7 separate regions of the Homo sapiens genome follow, and regions 1, 3, 4, 5, 6 and 7 are each linked to region 2. The links are chromatin contacts, found by Hi-C or POLR2A ChIA-PET in ENCODE. All regions are on one chromosome and are shown on one strand. The core of a region is the stretch at or near the end of the contact, and the rest is flanking DNA. Distances in the headings are between cores, read along the strand shown. Region 1 holds the start of QPCTL (glutaminyl-peptide cyclotransferase like). Region 2 holds the start of ZC3H4 (zinc finger CCCH-type containing 4). Region 3 holds the start of FOSB (FosB proto-oncogene, AP-1 transcription factor subunit). Region 4 holds the start of PPP1R15A (protein phosphatase 1 regulatory subunit 15A). Region 5 holds the start of SPHK2 (sphingosine kinase 2). Region 6 holds the start of OPA3 (outer mitochondrial membrane lipid metabolism regulator OPA3). Region 7 overlaps SULT2B1 (sulfotransferase family 2B member 1).

What was found. Hi-C counts contacts between places; a loop is a spot of excess contacts on that map. ChIA-PET counts read pairs that join two places held with the same protein, here RNA polymerase II (POLR2A). Pooled maps may share reads with other maps.
Region 1: a loop to region 2 is called in a pooled map, with 15 times the contacts of the local background. The contact joins the promoter of QPCTL here to the promoter of ZC3H4 in region 2. A Hi-C loop is called at or near these places in 1 of 37 single-sample maps with no recorded cell type and 8 of 50 pooled maps. POLR2A ChIA-PET finds 5 or more read pairs at or near these places in 1 of 52 experiments (Caco-2).
Region 3: a map with no recorded cell type shows a loop between it and region 2 (17-fold over the local background). The contact joins the promoter of FOSB here to the promoter of ZC3H4 in region 2. A Hi-C loop is called at or near these places in 1 of 37 single-sample maps with no recorded cell type and 8 of 50 pooled maps. POLR2A ChIA-PET finds 5 or more read pairs at or near these places in 3 of 52 experiments (GM12878, MCF 10A and activated CD4-positive, alpha-beta memory T cell).
Region 4: a loop to region 2 is called in a map of naive thymus-derived CD4-positive, alpha-beta T cell, with 36 times the contacts of the local background. The contact joins the promoter of PPP1R15A here to the promoter of ZC3H4 in region 2. A Hi-C loop is called at or near these places in 1 of 168 maps with a recorded cell type or tissue (naive thymus-derived CD4-positive, alpha-beta T cell), 2 of 37 single-sample maps with no recorded cell type and 10 of 50 pooled maps. POLR2A ChIA-PET finds 5 or more read pairs at or near these places in 2 of 52 experiments (activated CD4-positive, alpha-beta T cell and activated T-cell).
Region 5: a pooled map shows a loop between it and region 2 (26-fold over the local background). The contact joins the promoter of SPHK2 here to the promoter of ZC3H4 in region 2. A Hi-C loop is called at or near these places in 2 of 37 single-sample maps with no recorded cell type and 10 of 50 pooled maps.
Region 6: a loop to region 2 is called in a map of CD8-positive, alpha-beta T cell, with 30 times the contacts of the local background. The contact joins the promoter of OPA3 here to the promoter of ZC3H4 in region 2. A Hi-C loop is called at or near these places in 3 of 168 maps with a recorded cell type or tissue (CD8-positive, alpha-beta T cell and gastrocnemius medialis), 2 of 37 single-sample maps with no recorded cell type and 13 of 50 pooled maps.
Region 7: POLR2A ChIA-PET joins it to region 2 with 10 read pairs in PC-9. The contact joins the enhancer-like site here to the promoter of ZC3H4 in region 2. POLR2A ChIA-PET finds 5 or more read pairs at or near these places in 3 of 52 experiments (CD8-positive, alpha-beta memory T cell, PC-9 and activated CD4-positive, alpha-beta T cell).

Annotation. Positions count from the first base shown.
Region 1 is chr19:45,691,416-45,694,943 of GRCh38, forward strand. It overlaps QPCTL (glutaminyl-peptide cyclotransferase like), which reads left to right and starts at 1,251. Exons shown (of 7, transcript NM_017659.4): 1 at 1,251-1,495; 2 at 1,998-2,141. The coding sequence starts at 1,289. SNRPD2 (small nuclear ribonucleoprotein D2 polypeptide) reads right to left here and starts at 538. Exons shown (of 3, transcript NM_001384647.1): 1 at 472-538. The coding sequence starts at 473. RefSeq lists enhancers at 74-794, 613-742, 753-882, 1,408-1,958.
Region 2 is chr19:47,112,061-47,115,697 of GRCh38, forward strand. ZC3H4 (zinc finger CCCH-type containing 4) reads right to left here and starts at 1,716. Exons shown (of 15, transcript NM_015168.2): 1 at 1,660-1,716; 2 at 364-529. The coding sequence starts at 524. RefSeq lists enhancers at 1-621, 622-1,349, 1,229-1,388, 1,629-1,858 and silencers at 1-478, 729-818.
Region 3 is chr19:45,466,107-45,469,467 of GRCh38, forward strand. FOSB (FosB proto-oncogene, AP-1 transcription factor subunit) reads left to right here and starts at 1,890. Exons shown (of 4, transcript NM_006732.3): 1 at 1,890-2,606. The coding sequence starts at 2,481. RefSeq lists a silencer at 1,527-1,806 and an enhancer at 1,991-2,892.
Region 4 is chr19:48,871,011-48,874,243 of GRCh38, forward strand. PPP1R15A (protein phosphatase 1 regulatory subunit 15A) reads left to right here and starts at 1,411. Exons shown (of 3, transcript NM_014330.5): 1 at 1,411-1,641; 2 at 2,215-3,233. The coding sequence starts at 2,224. RefSeq lists enhancers at 356-968, 969-1,580, 1,239-1,298, 1,409-1,518, 2,179-2,268 and 3 more and cis regulatory regions at 1,058-1,631, 1,818-2,318, 2,478-2,978.
Region 5 is chr19:48,618,254-48,621,498 of GRCh38, forward strand. It overlaps SPHK2 (sphingosine kinase 2), which reads left to right and starts at 1,253. Exons shown (of 7, transcript NM_020126.5): 1 at 1,253-1,290; 2 at 2,149-2,300. The coding sequence starts at 2,262. It overlaps RPL18 (ribosomal protein L18), which reads right to left and starts at 925. Exons shown (of 7, transcript NM_000979.4): 1 at 888-925. The coding sequence starts at 890. RefSeq lists enhancers at 1-396, 667-1,346, 1,507-1,596.
Region 6 is chr19:45,583,357-45,586,741 of GRCh38, forward strand. OPA3 (outer mitochondrial membrane lipid metabolism regulator OPA3) reads right to left here and starts at 1,446. Exons shown (of 2, transcript NM_025136.4): 1 at 1,267-1,446. The coding sequence starts at 1,408. RefSeq lists enhancers at 1-490, 1,326-1,505.
Region 7 is chr19:48,566,332-48,569,915 of GRCh38, forward strand. All of the region lies in intron 1 of SULT2B1 (sulfotransferase family 2B member 1), which reads left to right. Among named protein-coding and RNA genes, the nearest start is that of SULT2B1, 16 kb to the left of the region's middle. Within about 2 kb of position 2,185, at least 18 of the 41 ENCODE cell types and tissues checked have a DNase peak (open chromatin) inside an H3K27ac peak, as active enhancers do; they include PC-9, where a contact is called at or near this core.

The DNA of each region.
Region 1 (3,528 bases), core at 1-2,500, 1.4 Mb before region 2:
GCCACCGCGCTCGGCCTCCCCCAGTATTCGTAAAATCGCTGCCCCTTAACATTCATTTCAATAGGACTAATTATCTAGGACCACTCCCGTTATCGTTTAAAACATGTTTTTCATAATTAAATTTTTTTTTTTTTTTGTAGAGACGGGGGTCTCGCTATGTTGCCTAGGCTAGTCTCGAACTCCTGTGTTCCAGCGATGCTCCGCCTTGGCCTACTAAAGTGCTGGGATCACAGGAATGAGCCCCCGCGCCCAGCCCAGGGCGTTATCTGATAAAGCTGTCCCCTCTCCCGAAGTCACGATGCGTCAAAGGCCCCACGCCCGTTCTCAAACTCATCAGGAGAAAAGCAGGACGCTGCATCCCTAAAACATCTGCCCCTGCCCCCCCCGCTCTGCTCAACCCTTCCCACACTCAATCGGTCAAATATCCACCCTCAACCTCATTCCCGCCGCCTAAGCCTAGCCCGGCCTCACATGATGGTCACTACGCTCTCCGTTCACTCCCGTTTCCTCCGCGTTGCTGCTGCCTGAGGAGAGAGAGGCGGGACTTCCTCTTCCTGCGACCCACTTCCGTTGGCGCCTGCGCAAAGCCAACCAGTAAGTGGAGGCGTGGCCTGTTGCCACAGCATTCCCCACCAACGGTGCACAATGATGGAATAAAAGCTTCGGGTAGGGGTTCGCGGCCAGTCAGAACCACACGGGGGCAGATGTTTATGACAATGAAGACAAAAGGAAAGGCAGTCTGATTCAAACCGTTTCTTGAAGAATGGTACAGGTTGAAGGAGGGAAATGACAAGCTATTTCCAAATGCCCGCCGGCCGTGACTTCGGGGGCGCGGCCTCCGTGAAGCCAATCCGCTCCTCGCTTCGGAGACAGGCACCGCCCCTCTTCCCTCTGGGACGCGTTACTGACGTATCTACTGATCTTTCCGACCCTGCGCCACCAATCCCCTGCCTACATCCGGAAGGGGCATGGACCTGCGCCCGGGAGATCGAATATTTTCCATGATCAAACGCTGTTCATTGGCTTTCCCTCCTCCGCTAAGGCGGAGCCTACTTCTCTTGCGCTCCCATTTGGGTCGTGCCATTCTCAGGGGAACCAACCCCAATACCTAAGGGAGGCTGGGAGGCGTGTCCTCAGGACCGTAGTTCTTATTGGTTTCGCTGCTCGCTGTGGGGTGGGCTGGTGCAGCCGCAGCTGTTGCTTATTGGCCCACCGATTCCATGGGGAGGAACTTGGCTGGGCCTAAACTCAATCCGTGGTCTGGTACAGGTTTCAGGGCAAAGCGGCCATGCGTTCCGGGGGCCGCGGGCGACCCCGCCTGCGGCTGGGGGAACGTGGCCTCATGGAGCCACTCTTGCCGCCGAAGCGCCGCCTGCTACCGCGGGTTCGGCTCTTGCCTCTGTTGCTGGCGCTGGCCGTGGGCTCGGCGTTCTACACCATTTGGAGCGGCTGGCACCGCAGGACTGAGGAGCTGCCGCTGGGCCGGGAGCTGCGGGTGAGGCTGGGCGGGGACCCGGGCACCGCGGGGACCCTCATTCCCTCCCCGCTGTTACCCAGGGTTGACGTGGCTTTAGCGTACGGCCCTAACCGCAGATGCCACCGTCTTCGTCATCTGAGCGCATGACCCTTACCAAAGGAATAAGGCTTCGGGCTGGTTCTGCAACAGTAGCTTCCTTTTAAGAGGAAAGGTCTGAAATAGTAAGACGGGGGGGTTCAGGGTTCTACGCCTTTAGTCAACTATTTGGAAGAGTCCCTTCCTCCATCTCCCCTCTCTCTCACTGGGCCTCGATTTCCCCATCAAGTTTGAGGTAGGCTGGACCGGATGGTCTTGGAAGGACTTTTCCTGAGCCTTGGATTTATCCTAGAAGTCTCCGATGCTGGAGGCGGCAGATTAGGAAGAGAACCCGGGGCTCCTCGCGGGTGACGGCGCCCGGGGTAGGGTTGAAATGGGGGGGTTGCTCTCATTCTTCCCTTCCCTATCCCACCTCCTTCCCAAGGTCCCATTGATCGGAAGCCTCCCCGAAGCCCGGCTGCGGAGGGTGGTGGGACAACTGGATCCACAGCGTCTCTGGAGCACTTATCTGCGCCCCCTGCTGGTTGTGCGAACCCCGGGCAGCCCGGGAAATCTCCAAGTCAGAAAGGTAAAGGGACCCACCTCCAGTCCCTGACCCCCTAGCCCTCCAGGGAATGGGAAATAAGAATCCTGTTCAAGATCCCAAAGAAGCTAAGAGGAGGAACTGGGGCTCTGACTGGAGTTAATCGGACTCTAGACTCCATGCTGGTAACAAACCACCAGGCTGTACTGCCCCCCTTAATGCCCCCACCAAAAGCTTACTGTGTGCTAGGCATAGGCAACAGACAGCCCTATAAGGTGGGTACCAATATGATCTTCATTATGCAGATGGGGAAACTGAGGCTCAGAGAGGTTATACACATTGCACAAATCCTACAGATAATAAGTAGTAGACCTTAGCCGGGTGCAGTGGCTCATGCCTGTAATCCCAGCACTTTGGGAAGCCAAGGTGGAAGAATCACCTGAGAAGTTTGAGACTAGCCTAGTCAACCTAGTGAGACCCAATGTTTAGAAAATCATAGACCTAGAGTTGAACCCAAACAGGTTGGCTCCGAGCTGGTGCTGTAATGTATCTGTTGTCTTCCAGAAAGCATGAAGAGTCATTTAAAGGCCAGGCGCAGTGGTTCACACCTCTAATCCCAGCACTTTGGGAGGCCGAGACAGGCAGATCCCTCGAGATCAGGAGTTTGAGACCAGCCTGGCCAACATGGTGAAACCTCATCTCTACTAAAAATACAAAATTAGCCAGGCGTGGTGGTGGGTACCCGTAGTCCCAGCTACTTGGGAGGCTGAGGCACGAGAATCACTTGAACCCAGGAGGCGGAGACTGCAGTGAGCTGAGATTGCGCCACTGCACCCCAGCATGGGTGACAGAGCGAGACTCCATCTCAAAAAAAAAAAGTCACTTAAATACTGCCTGAGTCCCAATGCTACCTCATCCACTTAGATTGTGACCTTGGACTGGTTTCTTTTTTATTTTATTTTATTTTATTTTATTTTGAGATGGAGTCTCACACTGTCGCCTGGGTTGGAGTGCAGTGGCGCGATCTCGGCTCACTGCAACCTCCACCTCCCAGGTTCAAGCAAATCTCATGCTTCAGCCTCCTGAGTAGCTGGGATTACAGGTGTGCACCACCATGCCTGGCTAATTTTTTGTATTTTTAGTGAGACGGGGTTTCACCATATTGGCCAGGCTGGTCTCAAACTCCTGACCTTATGATCCGCCCACCTCAGCCTCCCAAAGTGCTGGGATTACAGGCGTGAGCCACCGCGCCCGGCCTGGACTAGTTTCTTAACCTCTCTGAGCCCATTTCCTCATCTGTAAAATGGGGTCATGTATTGGCAGTCCCTCCCCTAAATGGTTCCTAGAAGAGGGCTTAGCACACAGTGAGAGCTATTTAAGGGTAAGCTGTGATGAGTCTTGCTGGCTTCAAGAGGTGGGGTCTCCCCAACAT
Region 2 (3,637 bases), core at 466-2,965:
CCCCGTGGGTCTCCGCAGCACCCCCCACGGCGCCCCCTCCCCAGGACAGGCGGACGGGCGCGGGGGGTCCGAGGGGCGCCTCCTCACCTTCCCCTCAGCATGGCGCCCAAAAAAGACAGAGCGAGAGCGAGGGAGAGCGGGCGAGCGCCGCGAGGGGGGGGAAACGCATGAGGCCGGGAGAGAAAGCAAGCGAGAAAGAGCGAGCGAGCAAGCGATCGAGAGACACCCACCGACCCCGCCCTTCCTCCTCCTCCTCCTCCTCCTCCTCCTCCGCGGCCCGGCCCAACATGGCGGCCGCCCCCCTTCCTCCTCCTCCTCTTCCTCCCCCCGGGGACGCAGCCCCGGCCCAACCGGGGGCCTGACCTGTCGTCAGGGAGCGGGAGGCGGTGGTGGAGGAGGTGCGGGGTGGCCGGGCGGGCGTCGGGGGAACACGGAGGAGGCGAAGGCGTTGATGGCGGCGGCGGCGATGGCGGCGGCGGCGACTCTGATGGCGGCGGCGGGGGGGTCCCGGGCGCGGCCTCCATAGTTCCTTTGGGGGGGAGGGGATGTTAATGCACGAAAAAGGACTGCTTGGGCGTGGCGGGAGGGGCACACTTAAGCTCGGAGGGCTCCTGATGGGAATGGGGTATATATTTTTTCGGTTTCGGAATCACCTCTGCGCTGACCTCCGCGTAGGCCGCACGGCCTAGGCCTCGGAGGGCCGCTCGCCGCCTGCTTTCTCCGCAGCCCACCCTTGCGGTCACTCGCTCACTGGCGCGGGGCCCTCATAGGGGCGAGAGCCCCCCCCCCACGCACCCCCGGGGGGCGGGACACCCGGGAGACACGGACACTGGTGGGTGGTTGGGTGTAATTAGCGCGGGCCGCGCGCGATGGAGCAAGCGAAGGGTAAGGGGAGAAGAGGAGAGCGAGCGAGGGGGGTGGGGGGTTAAAAAGAAAAAAAGGATTTGAGGGAGAGAGGGAACGGGCCGCGGAGACGGGCCGACTGTCTCCCTTCTCTGCCCGCCCTGGGTGCCCCGGCTGCCCGGCCCCCGCCGCAATCAGGAATTGACACAAAATGGCGGCTCGGCCCGAACCAGCCTAGAGGCTGAGGCGGGAGGAAGGGTGAGATGGGAGGGGGAACTGAGAGGCGGAGGCGGAGGCCGTGTCACGTGCAGGAGAGGGGTAGAGACCGCTTGCCCGAAGGCCGGCGGAAAGAGCCGAAGGCAAAGGGCGAGGCCGAGGGGAGGCGGAAATAGCCGAAAGGAGCTGAGCAGGAGCGAGGAGGCGACGGGGGAGAGCCAGAAAGAGCTGAAGGTGGTGATATGGGTGGGGCTAGAGAGAGCATGAGAAACCTAGGGGAGCCATAAATAGCCTAAGCCGATCGGGACCGGGGAAGGAGGAGAAACTGAGACGGTCCGGAAAGAGCCGAAAGCGGTGTCCGGGTGGGTGGCAGGAGGTGGAAACAGCCGAAAGAAAAGCAGCCAGGGTAATGCGATTAAGAGAATGAGCTGAACGGGCGGGGCTGAAGGGGAGAATAAACGACTTTCAGGAATTCGCCGGAGAGCAAGAGGGAAAAACCGAAAATTGCTAGTTTGAAGGAAGGCGGGAAGAGCCAATAGTTTTAGGTGGGAGAATGGGAGGGAAGGAATTCAGGCTACGGAGAGGGAAAAAAAAAATAACCGAAAGCTGGAGGCCAGGTGCCGAGAGTCGGAGGTTTCCGGAGAAGCGATGAAGCCCAGCCAGCCCGGAGGTGACGTCACTCGACAACCCAGTCGATGATGTCATCATTGGATGCGAGAGGGGCGGGGCTTGGTAGTCCCTCAGGGGAGTTTAAGGACCTGGGGTGTAGGACCCATGGAAGGCTCTCAAATAGCAGAGCTAGAAACACTGGCCGGTGTCGTAGACTGTACAAACAAAATCTTTTGACCCTCATAACCGTCCTAACATAAGCTGCTGCTATTCCCATTTGCAGACTGAAGTTCGGTGTTTTAAGTAATCGGTTCACGGTCATAGGATTAGTTCTAAAAAGCACAGCAAGATTTTTTTTTTAAGAGACAGAGTCTTGCTCTGTCGCCCAGACTGCAGTGCTGTGACACGATCATACCTCACTGTAACCTCGAATCCAGGGATCTTCCTTAAATACTTGTTAGCTCTTTCTACAGTGCCAGTCCCTGTGATGGAGCATGGGAACAGTTTCTGTCTTCATGGAACTTAACCGATAATGCCCCAAGGGAGAGAAACAGAGTTAAAGAATAAAGGGGGTGGGTGGAGTGTTAGAGGAGGGTCTTGTAATTGTTCTTTTAGGCTGGTACATGAAAAAGAAGAGATGGTTCCAGGCAGAAGAAATACCTTATTTCAGGCGGGGCGATGTTGCTCACGCCTGTAATCCTAGCACTTTGGGATGCCGGGGCGGGCGGATCGCTTGAGCTCGGGTTGGAGACCAGCCTGACGAACATGGTAAAACCCCTTCTCTACTAAAAATACAAAAATTAGCAGGACATGATGGCTCACACCTGTAGTCCCAGCTGCTCGGGATGTTGAAGAGGGAGAATCGCCCGATCCCGGGAGGTCGCGAGGCTGCAGTGAGCCGAGATTATGCCACTGCACTCCAGCCTGGGCAACAGAGTGAGACTCTTGTCTCAAAAAAAAAAGAAAAGAAATACCTTATTTCAGGCCCTGACAAAGCAAAGACCACTTAGATTCCAGGAAGAGAGAAAAACCGTGTCAACAGTGATAAATCTGGAGACAGAGGCACCATGTGACTTCCTGGTATATTGATCCTACTTTTTTTTTTTTTTTTTTGAGGCAGAGTCTCGCTCTGTCGCCCAGGCTGGAGTGCAGTGGCGCGGATCTCGGCTCACTGCAAGCTCCGCCTCCCGGGTTCACGCCATTCTCCTGCCTCAGCCTCCCAAGTAGCTGGGACTACAGGCGCCCGCCACCACGCCCAGCTGATTTTTTGTATTTTTAGTAGAGACGGCGTTTCACCGCGTTAGCCAGGATGGTCTTGATCTCCTGACCTCGTGATCCGCCCGCCTCGGCCTCTCAAAGTGCTGGGATTACGGGCGTCAGCCACCGCGCCCAGCGGATCCTACTGTTTTTTAAATGTTCCAGCTGGCAGCGGGGCGTGGTGGCACACACCCATAATCCCAACACTTTGGGAGGCCGAGGCTGGCGGATCACTTGAGGTCAGGAGTTTGAGATCAGCCTGGCCAACGTGACGAAACCCCGTCTCTACTAAAAAGACAAAAAATTAGCCAGGCATGGTGTGGCGCGCCTGTAATCCCAGCTACTTGGGAGACTGAGGCAGAAGAATCGCTTGAACCTAGGGGGTGGAGGTTGCAGTGAGCCAAGATGGCACCACTGCACTCCAGCCTGGATGACAGAGCAAGACTCCGTCTCAAAAAAAAAAAAAAAAAAAAAAAAAAATTAGCCAAGCGTGGTGGCCGGCACCTGTAATCACCAGTTACTCGGGAAGCTGAGGGGAGAATCGCTTGAATCCGGGAGGCAGAGGTTGCAGTGAGCTAAGATCATGCACTCCAGCCTGAGTGACAGAAAGACTTTAATTAAATTAAATGTTGCAGCCGGCACAGTGGCTCATGCCTATAATTCTAGCACAGGAGGATTGCTTGAGCCCAGAGGTTCAAGACCAGCCTGGGCA
Region 3 (3,361 bases), core at 640-3,139, 1.6 Mb before region 2:
AACAGAACAAAACAAAAATTAGCCAGGTGTGGTGGCGCACACCTGTAATCCCAGCTACTCGGGAGGCTGAGGCAGGAGAATCACTTGAACCCAGGAGATGTAGGCTGCAGTGAGCCGAGATTGTGGCACTGCACTCCAGCCTGGGCAACAGAGTGAGACTCTGTCAAAAAAAAAAAAAAAAAACGTCAGATTCATGAACCCCATTTGCTAAGAAGATTTGCTCAGGTAGTCACCTGTACCCCTGTGAGCCAAGATTGCAACAGTACATGCTAAGAGCAGTAAGAAGGAGATTGTAAAGCTTAGAAAGACCTGACAGGCCAGGCGCTGTGGCTCACGCCTGTAATCTCGACACTTCGGGAGGCCGAGGCAGGCGGATCACCAGGTCAGGAGTTCAAGACCATCCTGACCAATATGGTGAAACCCCGTCTGTACTAAACATATAAAAATTAGCTTGACGTGGTGGCCCGCGCCTGTAGTCCAGCAACTCGAGAGGCTAAGGTGAGGCGGAGGTTGCAGTGAGCCGAGATCGCCACTGCACTCCAGCCTGGCGGCAGAGCAAGACTCCGTCTCAAAAAAAAAAAAAAAAAAAAAAAAAAAAAGACCTGACAAGTGAAAGCTACTAATATTGCCATTATCATTTAAAAAAACCCCAGACACAGGTTTTTCAGGGAGTTTCATCCAACCAGGCAGGTCTCAGAAATCAGAAAAGAAATGGAAAGGGTAGGAAATCTGGAGTTTGACAATTCTGAGTTTGAATTTCTTGTGATGGGATCTTGGGCAAGTCATTTAACCTCCCTGAGTATCATTTTTTTCTTTTATAAAATGAAGATTTTTCTCTCTTAACCTTCCAGAGCTGTTTTAAGGATTACAAATCTTCTACTGAAAGGCGTAGCACAGGAGCTGTGCTTGGCAAGTGCCAAATACAAGGCATTAATTATTATTATTAGAATTAATAATAATATCCCCTCCCTCTTACACATTCTTTGTCTCCGGGTGGATTAAAAGGTGGAAGGAGAGGCTACCAACACCATCAGAAGAGAGGCTTCTCTCTAAGTTTCATTTCCCATCTCCTCCAAATCCGCATCCCTCCCAAACGCCGGACCTGTAAGGCCAGCAGGGTCCAAGACACACATCCTTTGCCCAGCGGGGAAGATTAAAGCTAAAGCTCAGAGAGGGAAAACATTTCCTAAGCTCGCACAGCGAATCAGGACAGAAACCAGGACGAGCCTCGGAATCCCTCCATTACCTCCACTTTCACCTGAGCATCACAGCCCGCTCGGGACTCAGTTTCCCCACCTACGTGACCACACCACACTAATCAGGGTCTCCTTTTGGAGATCTGCTCTTCTTCTCGAATGGGGGCGCTGCACCATCGGTAGAACAGGGTAGGTGGGGGCGCCAGAGGTGAAGGGGACCTGCAGGCTGGGGTCTTCCCCGCCCGGGTCAGCGGGGTCCCTGCGGGGCTAGTCTAAGCGCCTATTATTACCAGCCCCCGGGGCGGCGTTGCACTGCGCAGGCGCGGGCGGGGCGCGGGCGCGCGCGCGAGCGAGCGAGGGATTCCCTCTGACGTCATTGCTAGGATACCAAACAAACACTCCGCCGCGCCGGCCGAGCTCCTTATATGGCTAATTGCGTCACAGGAACTCCGGGAAGGCGGGGCCGGGATCCCCTCCCGCCGAGTGGCCCGGAACGCAACCCCCGAGACCCCCAGGGCCCCGAGGGTCATGCAAGTGACCAGATCGAGTCTAGAACAGACCTCTTGCTGGACAGTGCGGGACTCGATTTGGCGGGGCCGGAGATTTGGGGAAGTTTGTCCAGCAAGGGGCGGGTGACGTAAGCAGGGGGGCGGGTCCCGGGCATATAAATACAGGCTGGCGGGTCTGTGCTTCATTCATAAGACTCAGAGCTACGGCCACGGCAGGGACACGCGGAACCAAGACTTGGAAACTTGATTGTTGTGGTTCTTCTTGGGGGTTATGAAATTTCATTAATCTTTTTTTTTCCGGGGAGAAAGTTTTTGGAAAGATTCTTCCAGATATTTCTTCATTTTCTTTTGGAGGACCGACTTACTTTTTTTGGTCTTCTTTATTACTCCCCTCCCCCCGTGGGACCCGCCGGACGCGTGGAGGAGACCGTAGCTGAAGCTGATTCTGTACAGCGGGACAGCGCTTTCTGCCCCTGGGGGAGCAACCCCTCCCTCGCCCCTGGGTCCTACGGAGCCTGCACTTTCAAGAGGTACAGCGGCATCCTGTGGGGGCCTGGGCACCGCAGGAAGACTGCACAGAAACTTTGCCATTGTTGGAACGGGACGTTGCTCCTTCCCCGAGCTTCCCCGGACAGCGTACTTTGAGGACTCGCTCAGCTCACCGGGGACTCCCACGGCTCACCCCGGACTTGCACCTTACTTCCCCAACCCGGCCATAGCCTTGGCTTCCCGGCGACCTCAGCGTGGTCACAGGGGCCCCCCTGTGCCCAGGGAAATGTTTCAGGCTTTCCCCGGAGACTACGACTCCGGCTCCCGGTGCAGCTCCTCACCCTCTGCCGAGTCTCAATATCTGTCTTCGGTGGACTCCTTCGGCAGTCCACCCACCGCCGCCGCCTCCCAGGTAAGTTTTTGATAGTAGGGGTGCTGCTTTGTAGGTTTTATTTTTTAAGTCAAGGGTGAAAAGAATAAACCCCAACCCCCACAAAAAGGCGCATCAGAACCCTAGATCTGAGATGGAAAAGGCTCACAGCGCACTTTGCAAACTGCAAAGAGTCGGGAGATGTTTGCAATTGGTTGCGTGCGTGGAGCGCAAGGAGGGAACGCGGCAGGGAGGGTAGGCTTTGGGGCGAGGTGGGGGTGGGGTGGGTAATGCGCTGCTCAATGCAACGTGTATGCGGTAGCGGGGCTGAGAACTTTGAGCCGGCCCCGGGACTGCCCCCTGCTCGGGTCCCAGACCTGAAGCTAGCGCAGTTAGGCAGGTGGGGGAAATCCCGGGGAAGCTTCCAGCAGTCTCTTTTCCTTTCCTCCTCCTTCGGAGCGCCCACTTCGGTGCCGGGTCGCCCTCCACCCATCGGGAAGAGGGGCCTCGAACCCTCAGCCGCGCTGCCTCCGCCTCCTGCGCGGAGACGTAACGGGGGACCCGTGCGTAACGGCTGACGCGCTGGAATCCTCCGTCTGACGCGGGGCACGCACGGCGCGCGGCGCCCCCTTCGTCCGCCCCGCCCCTGACGTCCCGGGAGCGTTCTATTTTGGAACGCCGGGGCCACGTTGCTAAGGGAGGGGGCAGCCCGGCGTTTCGATTGGCCGCCGGGGCGCACGCCTTGGCCAATCAGCTTTCCCTTCCTATTTGTAGGGTGCATTTTCCTTCCCCCCTCT
Region 4 (3,233 bases), core at 161-2,660, 1.8 Mb after region 2:
AGACCTGCCTGGTCAACATGGCGAAACACTGTCTCTACTAAAAATACAAAAATTACCCAGGCATTGTGGCACATGCCTGTAATCCCAGCTACTCCAGAGGCTCAGGCAGGAGAATCGCTGGAACCCAGGAGGTGGAGGTTGCAGTGAACCGAGATGGCGCCACTGAACTCCAGCCTGGGCGACAGAGTGAGACGCCTACTCAAAAAATAAATAGGCTGGGTGCAGTAGCTCACGCCTATAATCCTAACACTTTGGGAAGCCGAGGCAGGCAGACTGCCTGAGCTCAGGAGTTCGAGAACAGCCTGGGCAACATGGCGAAACACTGTCTCTACTAAAAATACAAAAAATTAGCTGAGTGTGGTAGTGCGTGCCTGTAATCCCAGCTACTCGGAGGCTGAAGAGGGAGAATCGCTTGAACCCGGAAGATGGAGGTTGCAGTGAGCCGAGATCACGCCATTGCACTCCAGCCTCGGTGACAGAGCGAGACTCCATCTCAAAAAAAAATAAAAAAATAAAAAATAACAAATAAATAAATAGGCCTGGAGTGGTGGCTCACGCCTGCAATCCCAGCACTTTGGGAGGCCAAGGCAGGCAGAACACCTGAGGTCAGGAGTTCGAGACCAGCCTAGCAAACATGGTGAAATCCCGTCTCAGAAAAATAAATAATGAATAAATAAATAAATAAATAGGCCGGGCGCGGTGACTCACGCCTGTAATCCCAGCACTTTGGGAGGCCAAGGCGGGAGGATCCCCTGACGTCGGGAGTTCCAGACCAGCCTGACCAACATGGAGAAACTACGTCTCTACTAAACAAATACAAAATTAGCCGGGCGTGGCGGCACATGCCTGCAATCCCAGCACTTTGGGAGGCCAAGGCGGGAGGATCCCCTGACGTCGGGAGTTCCAGACCAGCCTGACCAACATGGAGAAACTACGTCTCTACTAAACAAATACAAAATTAGCCGGGCGTGGCGGCACATGCCTGCAATCCCAGATACTCGGGATGCTGAGGCAGGAGAATCGCTTGAACCCCGAAGGCGGAGGTTGCGGTGAGCCGAGATCGCCCCTTTGCATTCCAGCCTGAGCAACAAGAGCAAAACTCCGCCTCAAAATAACTAACTAAATAAATAAATAAATTGGGGTGGGAAGGCATTGACCCTGAGCTGAGAGAGAACTGGCTCGCTGTTGAAGCAGGGCCACGCATTTGATTGACAGTTCGTTTGTTGGAGGGGCGTGGTCACGCTCGGAAACTCCGCCGTGACGTTGCAAAAGCTGGAATCTCCGCGAGAAGTCCTGTCTTACTTCCACTTCCCACCCTTCGGGTTGCGGTCTCGAAACCCCGCCTCTCTTCGTGACGTCAGCACGCCGGGCGCGGTAGGCTATAAAAGCCTAGTGGCCATTGTGTTCGTTGCTCTTATCGGTTCCCATCCCAGTTGTTGATCTTATGCAAGACGCTGCACGACCCCGCGCCCGCTTGTCGCCACGGCACTTGAGGCAGCCGGAGATACTCTGAGTTACTCGGAGCCCGACGCCTGAGGGTGAGATGAACGCGCTGGCCTCCCTAACCGTCCGGACCTGTGATCGCTTCTGGCAGACCGAACCGGCGCTCCTGCCCCCGGGGTGACGCGCAGCTCCCAGCCGGTGAGTAAGGGGTCGGAACGCCTGGGTCCCCACGGGGCTGGGGGCCCGGATTTAGAAAGGAGAAGGGGTTGGGAGCCTGGAGTCCTGAGCCTGAGGGAGGAGGGATCTGGAAGCCAGATTCTTGGGTCCCCCGTGAAGGAATCATCTGCCAAGTAGGGGGTCGGGTCAGAATGTTTCAGTCTGCGAGGGAGGAGGGTGTGAGGGTTTGATTTGTCAATCTTCAGCAGAATGAGAGAGCTAGGGACTATGACTTTGTCGCCAAGGGAAGCAAGTAAAGACTTTTGTTCTTGGTTCTTGGGACTGGGAGTTCTGCGTCTGAAGAAAGAGAGGGCTGGGGGCTTGGACCCTTGGATCTAAGGCAGAACTAGGGGCTCAGACTCCTGGCTATTGAGAGATAAGAACAGAGCCAAGGGACAGAGATGGGCGTGGCCGAGATCAGAAAGGAATTTGGGACTCTCGCGTTGCTATTTACAATAGTTGTGTTACTATTTCCGTTGCTATGACTCATAGTCACGCCCGGATGCCATCCTCTAAATGGCCCCTAAACTTTATTTTTTTCTCCCCCTTTTCCAGCCCAGACACATGGCCCCAGGCCAAGCACCCCATCAGGCTACCCCGTGGAGGGATGCCCACCCTTTCTTCCTCCTGTCCCCAGTGATGGGCCTCCTCAGCCGCGCCTGGAGCCGCCTGAGGGGCCTGGGACCTCTAGAGCCCTGGCTGGTGGAAGCAGTAAAAGGAGCAGCTCTGGTAGAAGCTGGCCTGGAGGGAGAAGCTAGGACTCCTCTGGCAATCCCCCATACCCCTTGGGGCAGACGCCCTGAAGAGGAGGCTGAAGACAGTGGAGGCCCTGGAGAGGACAGAGAAACACTGGGGCTGAAAACCAGCAGTTCCCTTCCTGAAGCCTGGGGACTTTTGGATGATGATGATGGCATGTATGGTGAGCGAGAGGCAACCAGTGTCCCTAGAGGGCAGGGAAGTCAATTTGCAGATGGCCAGCGTGCTCCCCTGTCTCCCAGCCTTCTGATAAGGACACTGCAAGGTTCTGATAAGAACCCAGGGGAGGAGAAAGCCGAGGAAGAGGGAGTTGCTGAAGAGGAGGGAGTTAACAAGTTCTCTTATCCACCATCACACCGGGAGTGTTGTCCAGCCGTGGAGGAGGAGGACGATGAAGAAGCTGTAAAGAAAGAAGCTCACAGAACCTCTACTTCTGCCTTGTCTCCAGGATCCAAGCCCAGCACTTGGGTGTCTTGCCCAGGGGAGGAAGAGAATCAAGCCACGGAGGATAAAAGAACAGAAAGAAGTAAAGGAGCCAGGAAGACCTCCGTGTCCCCCCGATCTTCAGGCTCCGACCCCAGGTCCTGGGAGTATCGTTCAGGAGAGGCGTCCGAGGAGAAGGAGGAAAAGGCACACAAAGAAACTGGGAAAGGAGAAGCTGCCCCAGGGCCGCAATCCTCAGCCCCAGCCCAGAGGCCCCAGCTCAAGTCCTGGTGGTGCCAACCCAGTGATGAAGAGGAGGGTGAGGTCAAGGCTTTGGGGGCAGCTGAGAAGGATGGAGAAGCTGAGTGTCCTCCCTGCATCCCCCCACCAAGTGC
Region 5 (3,245 bases), core at 3-2,502, 1.5 Mb after region 2:
ACCTAGCAATACTACTAGAACCACCTCTCCTACAGCATCAGTCAATCCAACAACCCTTACCAAATAGTGTCTTTTTAAAACATCGTTTTTAAAGTGGAGACAGGGTCTCACAATATTGGCCAGGCTGGTCTTGATCTCCTGGGCAAGGAATCCTCCCGCCTCGGCCTCCCAAAGTGCTAGGATAACAAGCGTGAGCCGCCTCGCCAGGCTCCTACCGCCCTGCTGCCTTTCTGAGCAACTTAAGTTTTTCAGACTGTGTTGACAATTACAAGAACTATTTAATAGCTCCACTTATGCAGCACTTACTGTGTGCAAAACCCCGTGATGAGCATCTCCTGTGAATTATTTCTTCCCAAATTCACAAACTTGTCAGATGAGATTACTGTGTACCCAACGAACAGCCAGACACTGGGGCAAAGGCTCAAAAACCATCACAAGGTGGGAAGGGGCCTGAGACTCAGAGACCTGCCTGGTCCCCAAATCCAGTTATTCGGCTCTCGATCCTCTCACCCGCCGCGGCCCCCATCGAACCCGACTTTTCATACTAGAAAGTGACAGGTCCAGATAAAGGCAGCAAAGCCAAATAACTAAGAGTGGCTGCGGGTCCAGCCACCTGGGTCGGAATCCTGGCTCTGCCACTTCCTGGCTTTGTAAACCCAGTCATATCAGCCTCCGAGTACCTCCACTTGGTCATCTACTAAGTGGGGGCGGTAGGCTATGACTGACCCATCCCTGCTTTCCTGGCCCCCAGAGTAGGTCCCCAGTATCGGGAATTGCTCCCTCCGGGCAGCCGCAGACCCCCTGCCGCCCTCCAGCGTGCCCCTAGCCCAAAACCACGGCGGATGGCAGCGGATTATCCAGCCCCGAACGCCGCAAAGCGAGCTCACCATGATGGCGCCTCCTGCTCGGCCAGGTCCGGAAAGAGAGAACGGGCTGGGGTGGGCGGGGAAAGCCTCAAGCGAGTGGCGCCGCCGTGACGTCACATGGGTGCGACGCGGCGCTCTACCACGATCCGGACTTCTCTGTGGTGAGTTGGACGACTGACTAGCCGGGCGATAACGGCAGAGAGCATAGAGCGCAGGAACAAGCGCAACGTCCAAGAGGGAAGGGCCAGCACGTCGGGGGCCTCTCTGGCCCTACCCAGGCCGTGTTCTCGATAGCTTTCCGGAAGAAAGGGATCTGGGAGCGAGATGCGTGTAGCTAGCACGATGCGTCGCGCGGTGACGCTCTGGCCCGACGCCGACGGCCTCTCAGTGGCTCCCGGAGGACCCGGCGGGCCCAGTGTTGGAGGTGAGGAGGCGGGGCTGGCAGGGCTAGTCGGGGCATCTGGAAATTTCCGACCCCACGCTTCGGGCGTTTCCTTATCAGGTTCACCGCTCCCTGATCTCGCGCTGCACTTCGTAGGCGCAGCCGCTGCTTGGGAAGTCCTACTTAAGGTCTAACCCGAGATGATCTTGCTGCACCTCAATCTATAGCATCCTGTATTCCCATCCTTTGAGTTCCGCTTCTCCTTCTCCCCCGGCCCCTAGATGGCCCTTCCCTGACCTAGAAAGAGGGAGACAGAGTTTCATAGGGGAGGCAAAATGGAGACTCCGTGGCTTGGGGGTGGGGGGAATGGAGGCCCAAAGGGTAGGAAGGAGACCTAGAAAGAGGGGTGAGATGGAGACCCAGGGAGAAGTAGTGGCAAAGAAAGATGGTGAGATGGGGCCTTGCAAGGCTATAACCAAATTCAAATCCTGGCTCTGCTAGTTACTAATGGGGTGATTGGGCAAGTCATTTAACCTCTCTGTGATCTTGGGAAAATCACTTAACTTCTTTGGGCCTTACTCTCCTTATGGACAAAAAGGGGATGACAACAGGCCTGGCACACAGGGGTGTTTTTCAGGATTATGAAAGTTAATAAAACTGCTGAGGTCAATATTTTGCACATAATAAGTGCTCAATAAAAATTAGCCTTCACTCCTATTATAGCATACATATTGTGTGCAACCAGATGGACTGGCTGGGGCAGTGATTAAAATGACTTATCTACTCTTCCCCCCACCCGCCAGGGAGGCCCCTGCCTCTTGGTTCTCAGGCACATTGAGCCTGGAAGGGCCTCCTGCAGTTGGCTGTCAATGCTGCTCCTCACTTACCTCTCCTCCACAGAGCTGAAGGTCAGGCCAGGACAGTGAGACCTGACTCCTTGCTCCTACCAGCCTACTATGGCTTAAGACCCAGGGCCAGGGTCCCGTTGATGTAACAGAGCAGAGGACCAGCAGATGAATGGACACCTTGAAGCAGAGGAGCAGCAGGACCAGGTAAGGGACCATCTAAAAGCCAAGATCCTCATACTGTGGAAAGACAAAATCTGAAGCTTTTCTTTAAAAAAAAAAAAAAAAAATTGGAGGCCAGGCGTGGTAGCTCAAGCTTGTAATCCCAGCACTCTGGGAGGCCAAGGCCTGCGGATCACCTGAGGCCAGGAGTTCGAGATCAGCCTGGCCAACATGGTGAAACCCCATCTCTACTAAAAATACAAAAATTAGCCAGGCATGGTGATGCGCACCTGTAATCCCAGCTACTCGGGAGACTGAGGCAGGAGAATCATTTGAACCCGGGAGGCAGAGGTTGCAGTGAGCCGAGATCGCGCTGCACTCCAGCCTGGGTGACAGAGTGAGACTCCGTCTCAAAAAAAAAAAAGAAAAAACAGGGTCTCACTCTTGCCCAGGCTGGAAAGCAGTGGCACAATCACAGCCTACTGCAGCTGCAACCTCCTGGGCTAAAGTGATCTTCCCACCTCAGCTTCCCAAGTAGCCTCCACCATGGCTGGCTAATTTTTTTATTTTTATTTATTTATTTATTTTGAGGTGGAGTTTCGCTCTTGTTGCCCAGGCTGGAGTGCAATGGCACGATCTTGGCTCACTGCAACCTCCGCCTCCCGGGTTCAAGCAGTTCTCCTGCCTCAACCTCCCAAGTAGCTGGGATTACAGGCATGCGCCACCACACCCAGCTACTTTTGTATTTTTCATAGAGATGAGGTTTCTCCATGTTGGTCAGGCTGGTCTCAAACTCCCGACCTCAGGTGATACGCCGGCCTCGGCCTCCCAAAGTGCTGGGATTACAGGCATGAGCCACTGCACCCGGCCAATTTTTTTATTTTTTCTAGAGACTAGGTCTCCCTCTGTTGCCCAGGCTGGTCTTGAACTCCTGAGCTCAAGGGATTCTCCCACCTCAGTCTCTCAAAGTGTTGAGCTTACAGGCATGAG
Region 6 (3,385 bases), core at 196-2,695, 1.5 Mb before region 2:
TTAGCCAGGATGGTCTCCATCTTCTGACCTCGTGATCTGCCCACCTCGGCCTCCCAAAGTGCTGGGATTACAGGCGTGAGCCACCGCGCCCGGCAAGATCACCTTTTTAAAGTAGTTTATATTTTGGGTGTTTACTAAGCCCTTTATTTCTATTTATTATTTTTTGAGACAGTCTTGCTGTGTCGCCCAGGCTGGAGTGCAATGGCACAATCTAGGCTCACTGCAGCCTCCACCTACCAGGTTCAAGCGATTCCCCTGCCTCAGCCTCCCAAGTAGCTGGGATTACAGGTGTGCGCCACCACACCCAGCTAATTTTTGTATTTTTAGTACAGACCGGGTTTCACTATGTTGGCCAGGCTGGTCTCGAACTCCTGGCCTCATGTGATCCGCCCGCCTCGGCCTCCCAAAGTGCTGGTATTACAGGTGTGAGCCACCGCGCCGGACCTTACTATGCCCTTTAGATCTGAGCTCGGGCGGCCCCCTCTAGGCAGCCCTGCTGGCCTCAGGTCCCTGGGTCAGCCAGTTCCTCTGAGCTCCGGGGCTCCCACTTTCCCGACCACTCTGGGTTGACAGTGATGGATCAGGAGTATATCTCCCAGTGCTGAGCAAAAAGGCCGCATAGTCTGTCAACCGAATGAAAGGACGGCGTATGAGCGCATTAATGAGTACACAGATGAATGTCCTCTCTGGCTCAAAGTCCTTTTCCGGATTCCCAGGCCATGTCTCCAGAACCCAGACTTCACCCCCGAACCATGCCCCTAATCCAGACTTATTGACTACAGTAAAACTGAGGCACGTCGACGTCCTAAACGGAGGATATACAAGCACCTCCTAGATCAGTGGGGAAACTGAGGCACACGGTGCCGCTTTTGAAATGAAGTTGCCCAAGGACAGCCGGGCAAAGGACCCCGTCCGGTTTCTCCTCAGCCCCTCCCCTAGCTCCTCTATCCTGGAAAGCCCCGTCCAAATTTCTCCCATCTCTCACACTATTGGTTTAACAGGGCATCAGTCTCCAAGCGCTCTCTTCCTTTATCGGCTGGCATTTCCTACTCGCGTGGTGGCTCCTTGACCCGCCCCTTACGCCCCGCCCCGCCCTCACTACTGGGCCACCCGTACGCCCCTCTATCAGAAACCCCCCACTATTGGCCACTGGACTTTGCCGGTTCGGGCTGTGATTGGTCGTAGACAGAAGTCCATCCCCTAAGCAACCACCTGACAGGGGTTGGAGAAAGGAAAAAGGTTGGAGGGAATTCGGGTCAGACTCACGTTGAGCCGGCGGGAGGCAGATATAGGTCTTGAAGAACTCGCTTCGGCGGGCGGCCTCCTTAATACGGTTGGCAAGCGGCTTGCTGACCTGCCGGATGCCCAAGTATAGCAGCTTCGCCATAGGGAACGCGCCCACCACCATCTTGGCGGTCTCACAGGGCACGCGCAACCTTGCTGACTGGGCGGGGCGCCTCAACCTCTTCACTCCTCCCCCGCCCTCTCGTGGCCATGCGTGCGTCAGTACGTATGTACGTACGCTCGAGGGAAACTTCAGAGGCGCATCCTGACGTCACCCCGTCGACGCTGGCGTAGCGACGTCCGTTCGCTGAATATGCAAATATACACGGAAGTGAGGCGGGTCAGGGGGCGGTGCCGTTAAACGGATGCTGGAAGGCGTGTGGATTCCCACGCCCGCCTTGGCCAACGTCACTGTACTCCTTCGTGATGTCACGTTCCGAGTTGGCGTCCCCACCCAAAGGAGGCTCTTAATTAGTCCTAATTAGTCCTATGAGCCCCAAATACACCTTCCTCTGCAAGCTAGGGCTCTCATTGGGATTAAGAGGAAGCCGCGCGGTCATACAGACTTTGGCTGGGATCCCAGCTCTGCCATTTCCTCGCTGTGTAATATTAGATGAGTGGCATAACCTCTCTGGACTTCAGTATTACCGTCTACCAAATGGGAATCCTAATAGCAGTTGCCTCTTTGGGTTGTTGTGAGGCTTCTATGCTAATCTTGAGTGTAAAACAGTGGACCATGGGAAGTGGTTAGAATGGTGCCATTCATATAGTTAAGCGCTCAGTAAATAGCCCTTCTTACTATACAGGTCATGATTGCATTATTAATGCTAAATCCAGCCTGAGGGTGCATTTCACCCCCAGAAGCAGCGAATCCAACCCTTTCCCAAGTAACTGACAAGGAAACTGAGGCCCAGAGCAGGGCAGGGGGTGGCACAAGGTTCCTGCAGAGGTTGATAGCCTGGCATCTTGGCCAATAAAACCATACCCGTTCTCAAGCAACCCAACTTCCTTCATTAGGAGGTAGGTTCCCCAGGGAGCTAGTTCAGAAATAAATTTAAGGACATGTCCCAGACTGTCCTTTCTTACCCAGCAGGGAGTAAAATCATATAAACAATGTCAGGAAGGGGTTGAGAGAAATTCCTGGATGATGGAGTGCTGATGGGTAATTGAGAGATTCTCGGAGGCAGAGGGACAGAAGAAAACAGGAACAGAGGACTGGCCGCCATGGCTCACGCCTGTAATCCCAGCACTTTGGGAGGCTGAGGAGGGTGGATCACCTGAGGTCAGGAGTTTGAGACCAACCTGGCTAACATCGTGAAATCCCATCTCCACTAAAAAAAAAAAAAAATTTAGCCGGGCATGGTGGCGGGCACCTGTAATCCCAGGTACTCTGGAGGCTGAGGCAGGAGAATCGCTTGAACCTGGGAGGTAGAGGTTGCAGTGAGCCGAGATCACGCCGCTGCACTCCAGTCTTGGCGACAGAGCGAGACTCCGTCTCAAAAAAAAAAAAAAAAAAAAAAGGAAAACAGGAACAGAGGAGTGGTGTGTAGGAGGAAACATACATTCAGGACACAGAATCAGGGGGCTCTGGACTTCTTTGGTATCCAGTCTGACTCTCTGAGTGTCCTTTGTCAAGCTCCTGGCACTGAGGGACCTGCGTTTCCTCATCTTTACTGATGGTGCTGGTGTGTGTGTGAACCCTGATATTCTGAATTACTAAGAATGCCAGGATTCCATAAAAACAACCTTTTCCAGGGTCCCTTCCACACGGAAGGTATGCAGAAACTTGGGACTACCTAAGGTCCATCATCCATTTGGGACCAGCCCCCTTCCCATTTTACAGATCGTTTGAGCCTGGGAGGTTGAAGCTGTGGTGAGCCATGAGCTCCACTGCACTCCAGCCTAGGCAACACAACAAGACCCTGTCTCAAAAAACATAAAATTTCTGTCCCCAGGCCGGGCGCAGTGGCTCACGCCTGTAATCCCAGCACTTTGGGAGGCACAGGTAGGCGGATCATGTGAGGTCAGGAGTTCGAGACAAGCCTGGCCAACACGATGAAACCCCATCTCTACTAAAAATACAAAAAATTCGCTGGGCGTG
Region 7 (3,584 bases), core at 935-3,434, 1.5 Mb after region 2:
ATTTGGGCTCCCAAAATGCTGGGATCACAGGCACGAGCCACCGCACCCAGGCTAAAGTGTGCTCATTTTGAGAAATATATGTACGGCTGGGCACAATGGCTCATGCCTGTAAAGCCAGCACTTTGGGAGGCCAAGGCTGGTGGGTTGCTTGAGGCCAGGAGTTCGAGACCATCCTGGCCAAAATGGCAAAACCCCATCATTACTAAAAATACAAAAATTCGAGGGATGTGCCAGGCGTGGTGGCTCACACCTGTAATTCTAGCATTTTGGGAGACTGAGGCGGGTGGATTGCTTGAGCTCGGGAGTTCCAGACCAGCCTGGGCAACATGGTAAAACCCCGTTTTTACTAAAATATAAAAAATTAGCTGGGCGTGGCAGTGTGCTCCTGTAATCCCAGCTAGTCAGGAGGCTGAGATGGGAGAATCACTTGAACCCGGGAGGCAGAGGTTGCAGTGAGCCAAAATTGTGTCACTGCACTCCGGCTTTGGTGACACAGTGAGACTCTGTCAAAAAAAAAAAAAATTAGAGGGACGTGTTGGCACACACCTGTAATCCCAGCTTCTTGGGAAGTTGAGACATGAGAATCACTTGAACCTGGGAGGTGCTAGTTGCAGTGAGCCGTGATTGTGTCACTGCACTCCAACCTGGGCGATAGAGCAAGACTCTGTTTTAAAAAAAAAGAGAGGGAGAGGGAGAGATGCAGAGATGCATGTATAACCCAAGTCCCTGTCAAGATGTAAACTCCTTTTGAGTGGCTGAATTCCAGCGTTTTTCCAGGTCCAGACTCATTTACCCCGTCCCCTGTTGTTTCTGGCCTCTCTTGGAACATCATTGCCATGATCGCCCTGGGATATATTTCACTGCGCGCTTCCTCAAGGGCATCTGTCTATTCCTTATGTTTCTAGGGGGTCAGGTTCATTCGGGGATCTGGCAAATAGAACACAGTATTTAACCAGGCACGGTGGCTCACACTTGTAATCCCAGCACTTTGGGAGGCTGAGGCGGGCAGATCACGAGGTCAGGAGTTTGAGACCAGCCTGACCAACATGGAGAAATCCCGTCTCTACTAAAAATACAAAAATTAGCCAGGCGTGGTGGTGCACGCCTGTAATCTCAGCTACTCAGGAGTCTGAGGCAGGAGAATCGCTTGAACCCAGAAGGCAGAGGTTGCAGTGAACTAAGATCATGCCTGGGCGACAGAGCGAGACTCTGTCTCAACAACAACAAAAAAAGAACACAGTGTTACCCGTGTGTCGGACATTGGCTTTGAAGGTAGGAAGGACATAGCACAGGGAAAAATTCTGCCACTTCCCAGCTCTCCTGCTAGTGAGGAAGGCAGATTTAAAGAAGGCAACAGACCAGGTGCGGTGGCTCACGCCTGTAACCCCAGCACTCTGGGAGGCTGAAGTGGGAGGGTCGCTTGAGCTGAGGAGTTCAAGACCAACCTGAGCAATGTGGTGAGACTCTATCTCTACAAAAAATGTAAACATTAGCCAGGTGTGGTGGTGTATGCCTGTAGTCCCAGCTACTCAGGAGGCTAGGCTGAGGCAGGAAAATCACTTGAGCCTAGGAGACTGAGGCTGCAGTAAGCTGTGACCGCATCACTGCACTCCAGCCTGAGCAACAGAGCAAGGCCCTGTATCCAAAAAATAAAAATAAGCAGGGCACGGTGGCTTATGCCTGTAATCCCAGCACTTTGGGAGGCCAAGGCAGGAGAATCCCACGAGCCCAGGAGTTCAAGACCAGTCTGGGCAACATAGCGAGACCCCTGTCTCTACAAAAAATTTAAGAATTAGCTGAGTGTGGTGGCACACACCTGTAGTCCCAGCTACTGGGGAAACTGAGGTGGGAGGATCGTTTGAGCCCAGGAGCCGGAGGGTGGAGGTCGAGGGTGCAGTGAGCCAAGATCAAGCCACTGCATTCCAGCCTGTGCAACAGAGTGAGACTCCATCTCAAAAAAAAAAAAAAAAAGTATTAAAAAGGGCCGCAAAGGAGGCCAGCAGGATGCGGAGATGGGCAGTAATGTGCACGGGGTGGGAGGTCTCTTGCTTTAGCCAAGGTGGTCAGGGAAGACCCAAGCCCTGAAGACAGAGAAGGAGCTGGCCTTGAATCCTGTAAATGTTCCCAAACGATCTCCCTAAGAGGTTATGCCAGTCACACTCCTGCCAAGAGAGTATCTCTGCGCCACGGCCAAGGGTGAGTCATCCTGCTGAGAGGTTGAGCTGGGGACGCCTGCCCAGATGGGCTCCAAGTGAGGGAGAGCCTGGCGGGGAGAACAGCCCGGACAGAGGCAGGGCAGGGCGCCGGGACACTGCTTGGCGCGTCCTGGGAGTGAAGCGCATTGAACCCAGCTCAGGCTGGTGGTGGGGGAGTCTTGGCAATGCTCTCTCTCCAAAGGCGAGTTGATCACAGACGCTGGCAGTGAGTCAGCGGCACCGCCAGGGCTGCTGAGAAATCCCTCCTGCTGTCCGATCGCATTCCTGGAAGGGTGGGCCGCTCAGGGCCCCCCAGCTCCAGTCCCACTCAGGCCCCAGAATCCCAGCAGCCCACCACTCACTTCTTTGCGCTCACTCTTCCTTCTGGTCCCCACACACCGCTCCCTCTCTCGCTACCTTCAGTCTTTGCTCAGATGTCGAGTTCCCAGAGGGGCCTCCCTGACGCCACCGTTCTAGCAGCATTTAGCATTTAGATAAATGACAAATTTTAGATTAAATGTTAGATAAATTTTAGGCTGGGCGTGGTGGCTCACGCCTGTAATCCCAGCACTTTAGGAGGCTGAGGCAGGCAGATCACAAGGTCAGGAGATCGAGACCATCCTGGGTAACATGGTGAAACCCTGTCTCTACTAAAAATACAAAAAATTAGCAGGGCGTGGTGGCGGGCGCCTGTAGTCCCAGCTACTCAGGAGGCTGAGGCAGCAGAATGGCGTGAATCCAGGAGGCGGAGCTTGCAGTGAGCCAAGATCGCGCCACTGCACTCCAGCCTGGGCGACAGAGAGAGACTCCGTCTCAAAAAAAAAAAAAAAAAAAAACATATATATATATATATATATATATATATATATATATGATAAATTTTAGATAAATTTTTATCTAAAATTGTAACTCACTGGATTCAGTGACATCTATCTGTAATCCCAGCACTTTAGGAGGCTGAGGTGGGAGGATCGCTTGAGCCCAGGAGTTTTCTTTCTTTTTTTTCTTATTTTTTAAAGAGATTGGGTTCTCACTCTGTGTAGCCCAGGCTGGTCTTGAACTCCTGGCCTCAAGCAGTCCTCCCATCTAGGCCTCCCAAAGTGTTGGGATTACAGGCATGAGCCACCATGCCTGGCCTCAAGATTGGTTTTTTGTTCTGAGACACAGACTCACTCTGTCACCCAGGCTGGAGTGCAGTGACATGATCCCAGCTCACCATGACCTCCGCCTCCCAGGTTAAAGTGATTCTCCTGCCTCAGGCTCCTGAGTAGCTGGGATTATAAGCATGCGCCACCACGCCTGGCTAATTTTGTATTTTTAGTAGAGATGGGGTTTCGCCATGTTGCCGAGGCTGGTCTCAAACTCCTGATGTCAAGTGATCCACCTGTC